2 separate regions of the Homo sapiens genome follow, and region 1 is linked to region 2. A link is a contact called in ENCODE Hi-C or POLR2A ChIA-PET data. All regions are on one chromosome and are shown on one strand. The core of a region is the stretch at or near the end of the contact, and the rest is flanking DNA. Distances in the headings are between cores, read along the strand shown.

Region 1 (5,086 bases), core at 1,249-3,748, 730 kb after region 2:
GCCAGGTGCAGTAGTTCACGGCTGTAATCCCAACACTTTGGGAAGATGAGGTGGGCAGATCACTTGAAGTCAGGAGTTCGAGATCAGCCTGGCCAACATAGTGAAACGCCATCTCTACTAAAAATACAAAAATTAGTGGAGGCAGGCGCCTGTAATCCCAGCTACTCCAGAGGCTGAGGAACCAGAATGGCTGGAACACAGGAGGTGGAGGTTGCAGTGAGCCAAGATCGCACCACTGCACTCCAGCCTGGGTGACAGAGTGAGACTCTGTCTCAAAAAAAATAAAAATAAAAACATTGAAAATTTAAATATGGTTACAAAAAAACAGAAATGCTCAACCCTGTCAATGTAAGAATAAAGGCAGGGCCATCATATCAGAAAGCAAAAAAGGCATAAAGAAAAACTTTATTTTTCTAAGTGAAGCACTAGGGAGAAATAGAAGATTCACTCACTGCATTTGTTTTTATTTCTTTTGGGAGATCTTTTTCTTTTCTTGTTTTTTGTTTGTTTGTTTGTTTTGAGATGGAGTCTAGCTCTGTCACCTACGCTGGAGTGCAGTGGCGCGATCTTGGCTCACTGCAACCTCCACCTCCCGGGTTCAAGCGATTCTCCTGCCCCAGCCTCCTGAGTAGCTGGGACTACAGGCATCAGCCACCATGCCCGACTAATTTTTGTATTTTTAGTAGAGATGGGGTTTCACCATGTTGACCAGGCTGGTCTCAAACTCCTGACCTCGTGATCCGCTCCCCCCTCGGCCTCTCGAAGTCTTTTTTTTTTTTTAGACAGCGCCTCGCTCTGTTGCCCAGGCTGGAGAACAATGGCGTGATCTTGGCTCCCTGCAACCTCCGCCTCCTGGGCTCAAGTGATCCTCCCACCTCAGCCTCCCCAGTAGCTGAGACTACAGGTGGATGCCATCACGCCCAGCTAATTTTTGTATTTTTAGTAGAGACTCCTGACCTCAAGTGATCCGCCCTCCTTCGCCTCCCAAAGTGCTGGGATTACAGGCGTGAGCCACCGTGCCGGGCAGGGAGATCATTTTCTGCACCCCAACAATATCAAAGAAAAACATGCAATCAATTTAAACTCAGGAAATCTTACTTCAGCTCTATGCCCTCATTAGTACTAATACCATATTTCTTTATTCGAATGTCTACTGGTAATTTATCTTTAAAATCAAAGAAACTTCTCCCTGAACCAGTATTTTTAGAAGAAAAAAACATAAAGATGTAAATTTTGTTTGGTAAGAACTAGTTTCTATGAATCATCTAATGAATTAGTACTTCAATGACTTGCCAATATTTGTCCTTAACTCCCTTTCATAGGTTGGAGAAAGTATGGCTAACATAGATAATTTTACTGAGGTCAATTATGAATAATGAGGGTTGTTCATCTCTTCTACCCACGATTAAGATAAAGAAATGCCTAGAGAAAGACAGTCCTTTCAAGGACTTTGAAACGAGCAGCTTTTAGCCAAGACATACTAACGTGATGGCGCATTTCCTTGCATCAGTATTGTGTTATAACAGACTTGGCCATCTTATCAGAAAGCAAAAAGTATATAGCAAAACTTTACTTTTGTAAGTAAGGCATTGGGAAGAAACAGAAGATTCATTGACTGCATTTGTTTATATTGATTTTCTCAAAATCAGTTGTTTATTTTCAATGACGACGCCTCTACCGCCACCAGGTCAACAAAAACGTACTTGCTTTTGCATTTCCGGGACTCTAGCATTTCAGAGCAGGAATTAAAGGCCTTGCCAAGGCTTTTAAGCGATTGATGGAAACAAAACAAAACACAGAAGGATAAATTTTGAATTTGCTAAGACAAGAATTCGCACCAAGGCAGACATAAGACATGAGGATGTCTTCCTGACTTGCGTCCTTGGCTCGAATCGTTCTTATTAGCCCTTTTCAAAAGGCAGCTGTGACCTCCATTTCTGGCTAATCAGGCCACTTTTGTTCCCCCCGAGGCGTGGGAGGACAACAGTTAAGCCCTAACAGCCTGCGAAGCAGCTCCTCGACGAACGGCGGCGTCCCCGTCGCCTGGGCAGTGGGTGTGGGAGGTGACAGCCTAGTCCTGAGCCTCTGGAGCGGGCCTATACTGCACCGCCGTACGTGAATTTCAGGAGCGCGCAATGCCGCCACCTGGGAAGGGTGCAGCGAGGCTGACCTGAGTTTGCCCGCCGGGGTGGACGGCTCTCCGGGGCCCCCGGGGTCCCTGGGGCCCCTCCGTGCGCCGCCCCCTCCCGCGCAGCCCTGCACCCTGGCCCGTCGCGCCCGGTTCCGCGCCCTTCTAGGGGACCATGGCGACGGTACAGGCACGGACCTGCACCGCAAAACCCAAAGCAAAAGCAACTTGCCATGGCGGAGGGGAGACGCGCCCTCAGCGGCCGCAGAAAGCCCACAACCAGCGGAACGCAGGCGATGGGGAGAGGAGCGAGCAGGCAGGTTTTGGTTTCGTTTTTTGTTCCAGCTCCCTTGGAGGCTACGAAGAAAAGGGCGGTCCTTCCACCCGATCCGGCTGTTCTGCGACCTCGTGGCCTCTGAGTGGGAGCTCGGACTCAGGAGTGCTGTTGCCAGCGCCTGCCCAGACGCCCTCCGTAGTTTTGCAACTTGTGGAAGCACTCTGGAGAGAGGCCGAGAGGATTCCTCGACAGGAAATTTGGGAATTCTCTGGGTGATGCATCAGTGATTGCAATTTTGTTTTTACCCGTTTTGCTAAGCAGCAGCAACAACGGCAGAGTTGATTTAAAAAAAGAAAAAACGCAAAAAGGGAAAACACATAGTAGGTGGTGGCCGCTTCCTGTGTTGATACTGGGGGGCTACGCTTTTCCTAACATCAATCATCTCGTAGTTGCAGAGAGCCCTAGATGTCATGATAGTTTTGAATCGCATGCATTATCATGTAAGGGAGTTAAATATCTTGCATGCATGCTCTCTTCTGTGTTTATATATTCGATGCCATGAAATTGAAGGGCATGTGGCTAAAACCTTTTTACTACATGAAACTTTACAACACTTTTGAAAACATTTCAATTTGGTTGATGCGCACTGTAATATTTCTCCAGATAACTGTCCAAAATTTTCCATGGAGAAGGCTTTTATCCTCATTAGTTGCTGGCCTCAAACTAACCATCTAGGATATTAAACTTCTGCCAGAATTTTACATCCAGCTACCTTTACTTTTTAGAACGTATTCTCTATCATGTTATTGATATCAATTTCTACTTCACACAGATGGTTTTTTACAACAGCAAATCAAGTTTTTCTAACATCAGTTTTAAAAAGCCCTGCACTCAGTGAAATCTGGATGTCTTTCCTACGCCCTTATTATCTGTCCAGACTTCTTCCCCTTCCCCCACCGCTCACCTGGGCCTTTTCCTCTGCACAACCTACCCCAGTTCCCCAACCCCCACCTCAACCCCCAACGCCGTGTTGGTCACCTTCCCAGCCCAGACCAGGAGCCCTCTTGGACCTCTGCCGGGTGCTAAGGACACAGGATGAGAGCGCCAGGTCCCTGCCAGCAGAGAGCTCACCACCTTGTCCATGCCTTAGCACAGGAACCCCGAATGGCGCCTGTGGGGACACAGGGAATCTCTGGACAAACTTCAAAATCAAATCAATGAATGCATGAAGAACAAAGGTAGATGGCTAGCAGATATGAAGAAACCCAATCCCACTCCTAAGAAATGTAAATTGAAATAATAAGATACCATTTTTCACAACTAGATCTGCAAAACCAGAAAGTGTTAGCCTGAATGTAAGCATCAGAGTTGCTGCAAGCATAGATGGATGCAAATACTTCTAAAGATTTTTATCAAAATGTAAAGTGCAAAAAAATGTAAAATGCACATATTCTTAGTCTCAGCAATTCTACTTTTAGAACTGAACTTGAAGTTATAGTGCGCAAATGGCACTAAGATATTGTATAGAAATTTTAGTTGTACATTGCTTGAAATACAGGTAGTAATAATTTTTTTATAAACTGGGATCCACCTAGTTTATCATTGGATGGAGCTATTTGTTATACGGCTGATGATATATCAGTAAGGCACAAGGCTATGAAGATTTTAAAACAGAATGAGGTAGGGGGAAGTGGCTCCCGCCTGTATTCCCAGAACTTTGGGAGGCCAAGGTGGGCGGATCATTTTGAGCTCAGGAATTCAAGACCAGCTTGAGCAACATGGTGAAACCCGTCTGTACTAAAAATACAAAAATTAGCCGGGCGTGGTGGCACACACCTGTAATCTCAGCTACTCGGGAGGCTGAGGCTAGAGAATCGCTTGAACCCGGGAGGCAGAGTGAGCCAAGATCACACCACTGCACTCCAGCCTGGGCGAGAGAACAAGACTCTATCTCAAGAAGGAAAAAAAAAAAAAACAGCATGAGGTAGATCTGTATGTAATTCCCCAATTTATATTTTATCTCCAGATTTATATATCTAAGTGCCCACTTGAATGTCAAACAAGCATCTGAAATTTAACAAGTAGAACTCCAGAGCAAGACTCTGTCTCAAGAAAAAAAAAAAAAAACAGAATGAGGTACATCTGTATGTAATTCCCCAATTTATATTTTATCTCCAGATTTTATATATCTAAGTGCCTACTTGAATGTCAAACAAGCATCTGAATTTAACAAGGAGAACCCTTCTTCTCCCCTTCTTAATTCCCTCTCAAGAATTGGCAGCACTGTCTACCCATGAGCTCAAGCTCATGACCCAGTTCTTGATTTCTCTTTTCCTCATCCTTCTTAGTATACCCCAACAATGGGCCTTCCAGAGGGACCCAGTATCAGTCCCTCTTTCCAGCTGCATCCCTACCATCCTCATCCAGTCTCCATCCTCTCTAGCTCCTCAGTCCATTCTTGCTACCATACCCAGAAGGATCTTTTTAAAATGTAAATCAGATTCGACTTCTGTTTAAACACATCATTGTTTGCATTGCTTTCACCTGAGCCACAATGACCTTGATCCTTTTTTTTCTGGCCAGATCTCCTACCACTGCCCTGACCCTCTGCTGCAATCGCAACAAGCTATCAGCCTGGGAGTTTTGCCTGACCTATGTACTGTGTCCCTGCCTCAATAGCT
Region 2 (4,915 bases), core at 734-3,233:
GGTGGTGCTTTCTGTCAACATTCTTTGCTCTTCTGAACCAGAAAAGCCAGTATCTGCCTGGTTACTGGTGGTGCCACTGCTGCTGGGAAACAGAACTGTGACAGTGGAATTCTTCTGAAATCATTTTGAAATAAGTTGCATGCATTTAGCAAATCCTATATAATATTTTCATCACAGGTATCTTTTGGACATATTATTGATATTCTGCACTATAAAAAATGACATTTTGAACAACTTAATTTTTATTTTTAACTCAGAGAAAGGAAAAATATTTCAATAAATTATTTTAACACCAGAACAATATCTACGTATTGTATGTGATGGAATATTATATTTCTTTCAGTTAATTTTAATTCATTATCTTCAGTTTGCATCTCCTACAGAAGATATATATATATATATACTTATTTCTTTTTTTAATTCAAGTGATTTGAAGTGTTCTTCTTTTCTTTTGTGGAAACTATTGCTTTGTACTATACCTTTTCTTCAAAAACAAGATTAAATGTAAAAATATATTAAAGCTGTTCTAGAGATTATTAAATTAGGTCTCTGTAATAGTTTTTGCCTATTAAATAGGAAGATAAGGGTCTGAGAAAACTATGGCTAGATCATGCAGTCAAACTAATTTTTTAATTTTCTTATCTGAACATTTTATCAAAAATCATTTTGTATTTTGTTTGCTGGCTGTCATTCTTTGCATAAGAACTTGCACATCACTCTTCAGATTACATTTATTGACACAACTTCACTATAAATCATTCCCTGACAATTCCACAAGCACAGTGGCTCACACCTGTAATCCCAGAACTTTGGAAGGCCAAGGTGGGAGGAATACTTGAGGCCAGGAGTTCTGGACCAGTCTGGGCAACATAGCGAGATTCTGTCTCCACCAAAAACAAACAAAAAACAAAAATAACTTTAAAAATATTTTATACATTAATAGGTTATATTAGCTTTTCCTTCACTGGCTCTTCTATTTTTATCATTCCTTCACCAGCTTCTTTTTTGCTAAAATGCTAATACGTGTTCATCTAAGACAGCATGTTAAATGTCTAAACTCAGAGGGTACCTTTAACCCCACTTTCCCCATGCCCAGGGGCATAGCACATCATCACCTTGTGCTATGATAATCAGGCATAGGAAATCTCCTAATACACATACACACACACACACACACACACACACACACACGTAGAGAGAACATGAGCGTGTTGAATTAAGCAAACTAGGAGAGAGTAGTTTATATATATGTATTATATAATATTTTATATATGCGTACATATATAAATATATACATATATATCATACATACATACATTATATATACACATACATATATACCATATATAAATATGTTTTATATTATATATATATAGAGAGAGAGAGAGAGCTAAAGAGAGAGCTAATAACTGGCTTTAGTCTTTTGCACTTAGATGTGTCTTATTTCGTTCTCATGTCCAATCTCCTTTAGCCTGAGAAACGTTTTGGCTTGTCTCTTTTGCCCACTCTTACCCATTCAGCACATTTACATGCATGAGCTGGAGCTACTCGACTTTGGGACCCAGATCCTAGGACCTCACATGTAATCAGGATGTGAATGCAGACATTCATTGCTATTGATTCATCTAGATAATCTTCCATTGTCACTAGTCAGTCATTGCAAACACCACTGGATTTTATCAATCCACTTTGCCTGTGAATATGGAATACTGGAAAAAGTTTCTACCACCCAAACAAATTTTAAATTGGCCTTGCTTGTTTGCACCACTCACATCAAACTGTAAGAACATCTGCAGTACCTACAAGACTGTGATTTCCTAGAAGAGACAACCATTGATGCATCAGTTTGTTGCCCTGTGCTTTGATCAGTGCACAGTGTATTACATATGCCCAGTAACTGACAAATGAAGAGCTTCCTCTCCCCTATCTGGTTTGATAAAAAACCCTGTTTCTGTAATCACTTGGAAACCACTGTGAGCTTATAACAGGAAGTCTCTAACTTCTACCGATTCTATTACAGAAATCACTTCTGGGGTTATGTGAAACAGAAACCCATAAACCATCTATGGAGATGAAGTCACCACAGTGCTGTGTTGGACTTCGTCCTGTGAGTGTGGGGTAGGGAACTGTCTTCTAGGAGCAGGTGGTCATGGTATAGTGTGGGAGGGAAGAAGACAAGAGAAAGAAGACAGTTTTCTGGTACCTGATGTGGCTTTGTCAAAATTCCAAAATAGATCAAGTTCATTTGGGATATTCTTTCACATTTTATTTATTTTTTATTACTGGCAATTGTCTCTCAAATCATGCTGTGCTTACTTGCTCCCCACTCCCACTCCCTACCTCCACAATGCCTTTTTTCTGTTCTATACTTTCACCATAAAATCTCCGCAGGGGTGGGTGATGAGAAAGGCTAAAAGCAGCAGCTGATTTTAATGAGAATGACAGCAGCCTTGACTAAACTAATATCCACTAAGGTTTGAATGACTAATAGCATTATTATTCCTCTGTTATTTGCATTTTGAAGTCTTGCCCCAGAGCGAATTATACCAGTTCCTGCTTTCACAAGTTCCTTTCTCCACGTTTATACTCCACATCCAGTGTTTAGAACTGAAAGAGTTGCCACACATCTAAATATTCCTCACAATGTCTGTTCTGAATCAGCATTTTTGCATAAAGGTGAATGTGGGTTCTGTGGAAACAGGGAATTCTGTGAGCCTGAAACTCTGATGAATGGCTTTATGTTTAGAAGTCAGCAATGCTGGTATGTGGGAAAATGTTGCTGTTCAGATCTTTTTGGTCTCCATTTCATCGTCTTTGCAGCTTAAAAAATAATCCAGTGAAAATCTTTGATGGGGAATGTAGCCTCAAACAAGTTTTCTTTATTCTTTTGTGATTCTAGAAACTTGATTATATCAATTAGGAAGGCTTTAAGTTTCTTGAGTGTCTCTAGGGAGTTTCATGTTTTACTCTTTGGTAATTCCTATAAAATTATGAGTGTGAACAAGCTTCAGACATCAGAAATCATTGCCAGCCTCCTTGAAGGGTCCAAAAGAAAATAATGTTCTTTAGGTAAATAATATGTGATGTAAAAGGAATATATGAACTGCAATGGTATTGTCTTACCTTATTCTCCTTTATAAATAATATATAAATTCATATTACATATATAGTGTATATGTTACATGCACACGAATTTACATGTAGAATTAGATATAGCTGAGCAAATACACAAAACAAATACATATTTGTTGTATATATTTATATTTTATATGTGTATGTATGTGTGTATATATGTATAAAATGCTACATAGACAAAAATATTATTTCTGAAGTATAATGATCATGTTAACATTAAAAGTTTGAATGTAAATTAATCTCCAGCCCTGTAACCAACTCCAACTCCCAACTCCTCTTCTCAAAAAGGAGCTATGCTGGGAAAAGCTAAACAGCTGTATGATTGAGAACATCCCCCACTCCCTCCTGCCCTCAGCCATGCACTTTTAATCATTTTTTTGTTTGTTTGTTTTTGTTTTCTTTTGATGGAGTCTCGCTCTGTCTCCCAGGCTGGAGTACAGTGGTGCGATCTCGGCTCACTGCAAACTCTACCTCCCAGGTTCACCCCATTCTCCCGCCTCAGCCTCCCGAGTAGCTGGGACTACAGGTGCCCGCCACCACACCCGGCTAATTTTGTTTTTGTATTTTTAGTAGAGATGGGGTTTCACTGTATTAGCCAAGATGGTCTTGATCTTCTGACCTTGTGATCTGCCTGCCTTGGCCTCCCAAAGTGCTGGGATTACAGGCATGAGCCACCGCACTTGGCCTTAATCAATTTTAAAATAAGACTGTAGTATGAGTTAGTGTATTGTCTTGTTGACACAGTCTTTCTTGTTCAACTGGCATCCCTTTGAGGTCTGAAACAGCAGACTTTTTTCTATAAAAGTGTTCCTTAGTGTTATTTTTAATGTTTTCATTTGGTCAACAAATATTTATCAAGGACCTACTTTGTGCAGATACCAAGATGAGGAAGACATCCCTGTCGTCTTCAGTGAGCTCTGTGTCTAGAGAGAGAAGTATTGTCTTCTATTATATTATGTGCATAGAACTATGTATTATGACTATATGTTCATGTTTACAGATTTAGGATTTTTCTGTAAAAGGTATTTATATTTAGATGTATTGAAATGTAAGATAAGTACATTTCTAGATCTTGAACCAAATTTTTTAGAAAGTCACTGTAAAGATAAATAAAAAAGTGTGTTTATCCTGTGAAGAAAAAAACAAAAATGTGCATTTTTCTGACAATGATTGGTGAGTTTCCAAATATCTATAGCCTAAGTTATTAAAGTTAAATAGTAAAACAATATATCTTTATAAATTCTTGTGTAACTTTGACTTTATAACTATGTTATTGATCAAATGTGTTTTCCCTTTTCTAGGGAAAAAAAGGCCTTTAAAAATCTCATATAGCTTATTGATGATCAAGTGCCTTGTAGAAAGTAACGTTTTGATGAAGAAAGTGAGAATAAATCAGGAACATATGGATTTCATTTATCTCCAAATGTACAGACTTTTTAAGAGGTTCTGAGGGAAATTCCTGGCAAAATGCTCCTGATTTAGAGTATAAAACATATCTGAAAAATACACAAAAAGGTGGGCAACAGAAAAATTTAATATATGGAGTCTGCAACACATTGAATTTCTTTCTCACTCAAATATGTCTAGGACTATTCTGGAAACACACAGCCACATCCTGGAGTGACTCGTCCTTGCTAAAACTTCAATTCTGTGTTAAATGTGTGGACTGGTTCAAAAGGCAGCCGGTTATACACTCTTACAAATAAGAATAAGCCTTCTTGACCAATAACCAGTGAGGTACAATCAACTGTGGATCTCCAGCTAAAACCTAACTCCTTTG

What was found. A loop is a pair of places that touch in the nucleus more often than their neighbours do. ChIA-PET counts read pairs that join two places held with the same protein, here RNA polymerase II (POLR2A). Pooled maps may share reads with other maps.
Region 1: a loop to region 2 is called in a map with no recorded cell type, with 9 times the contacts of the local background. The contact joins the promoter of RBM43 here to the enhancer-like site in region 2. A Hi-C loop is called at or near these places in 1 of 37 single-sample maps with no recorded cell type and 1 of 50 pooled maps. POLR2A ChIA-PET finds 5 or more read pairs at or near these places in 1 of 52 experiments (AG04450).

Annotation. Positions count from the first base shown.
Region 1 is chr2:151,259,365-151,264,450 of GRCh38, forward strand. RBM43 (RNA binding motif protein 43) reads right to left here and starts at 2,499. Exons shown (of 4, transcript NM_198557.3): 1 at 2,361-2,499. The coding sequence starts at 2,363. RefSeq lists a silencer at 2,043-2,312 and an enhancer at 2,353-2,582.
Region 2 is chr2:150,527,053-150,531,967 of GRCh38, forward strand. No RefSeq gene overlaps it. Among named protein-coding and RNA genes, the nearest start is that of RND3, 42 kb to the left of the region's middle. RefSeq lists enhancers at 2,019-2,098, 2,109-2,168. Within about 2 kb of position 1,984, at least 4 of the 41 ENCODE cell types and tissues checked have a DNase peak (open chromatin) inside an H3K27ac peak, as active enhancers do.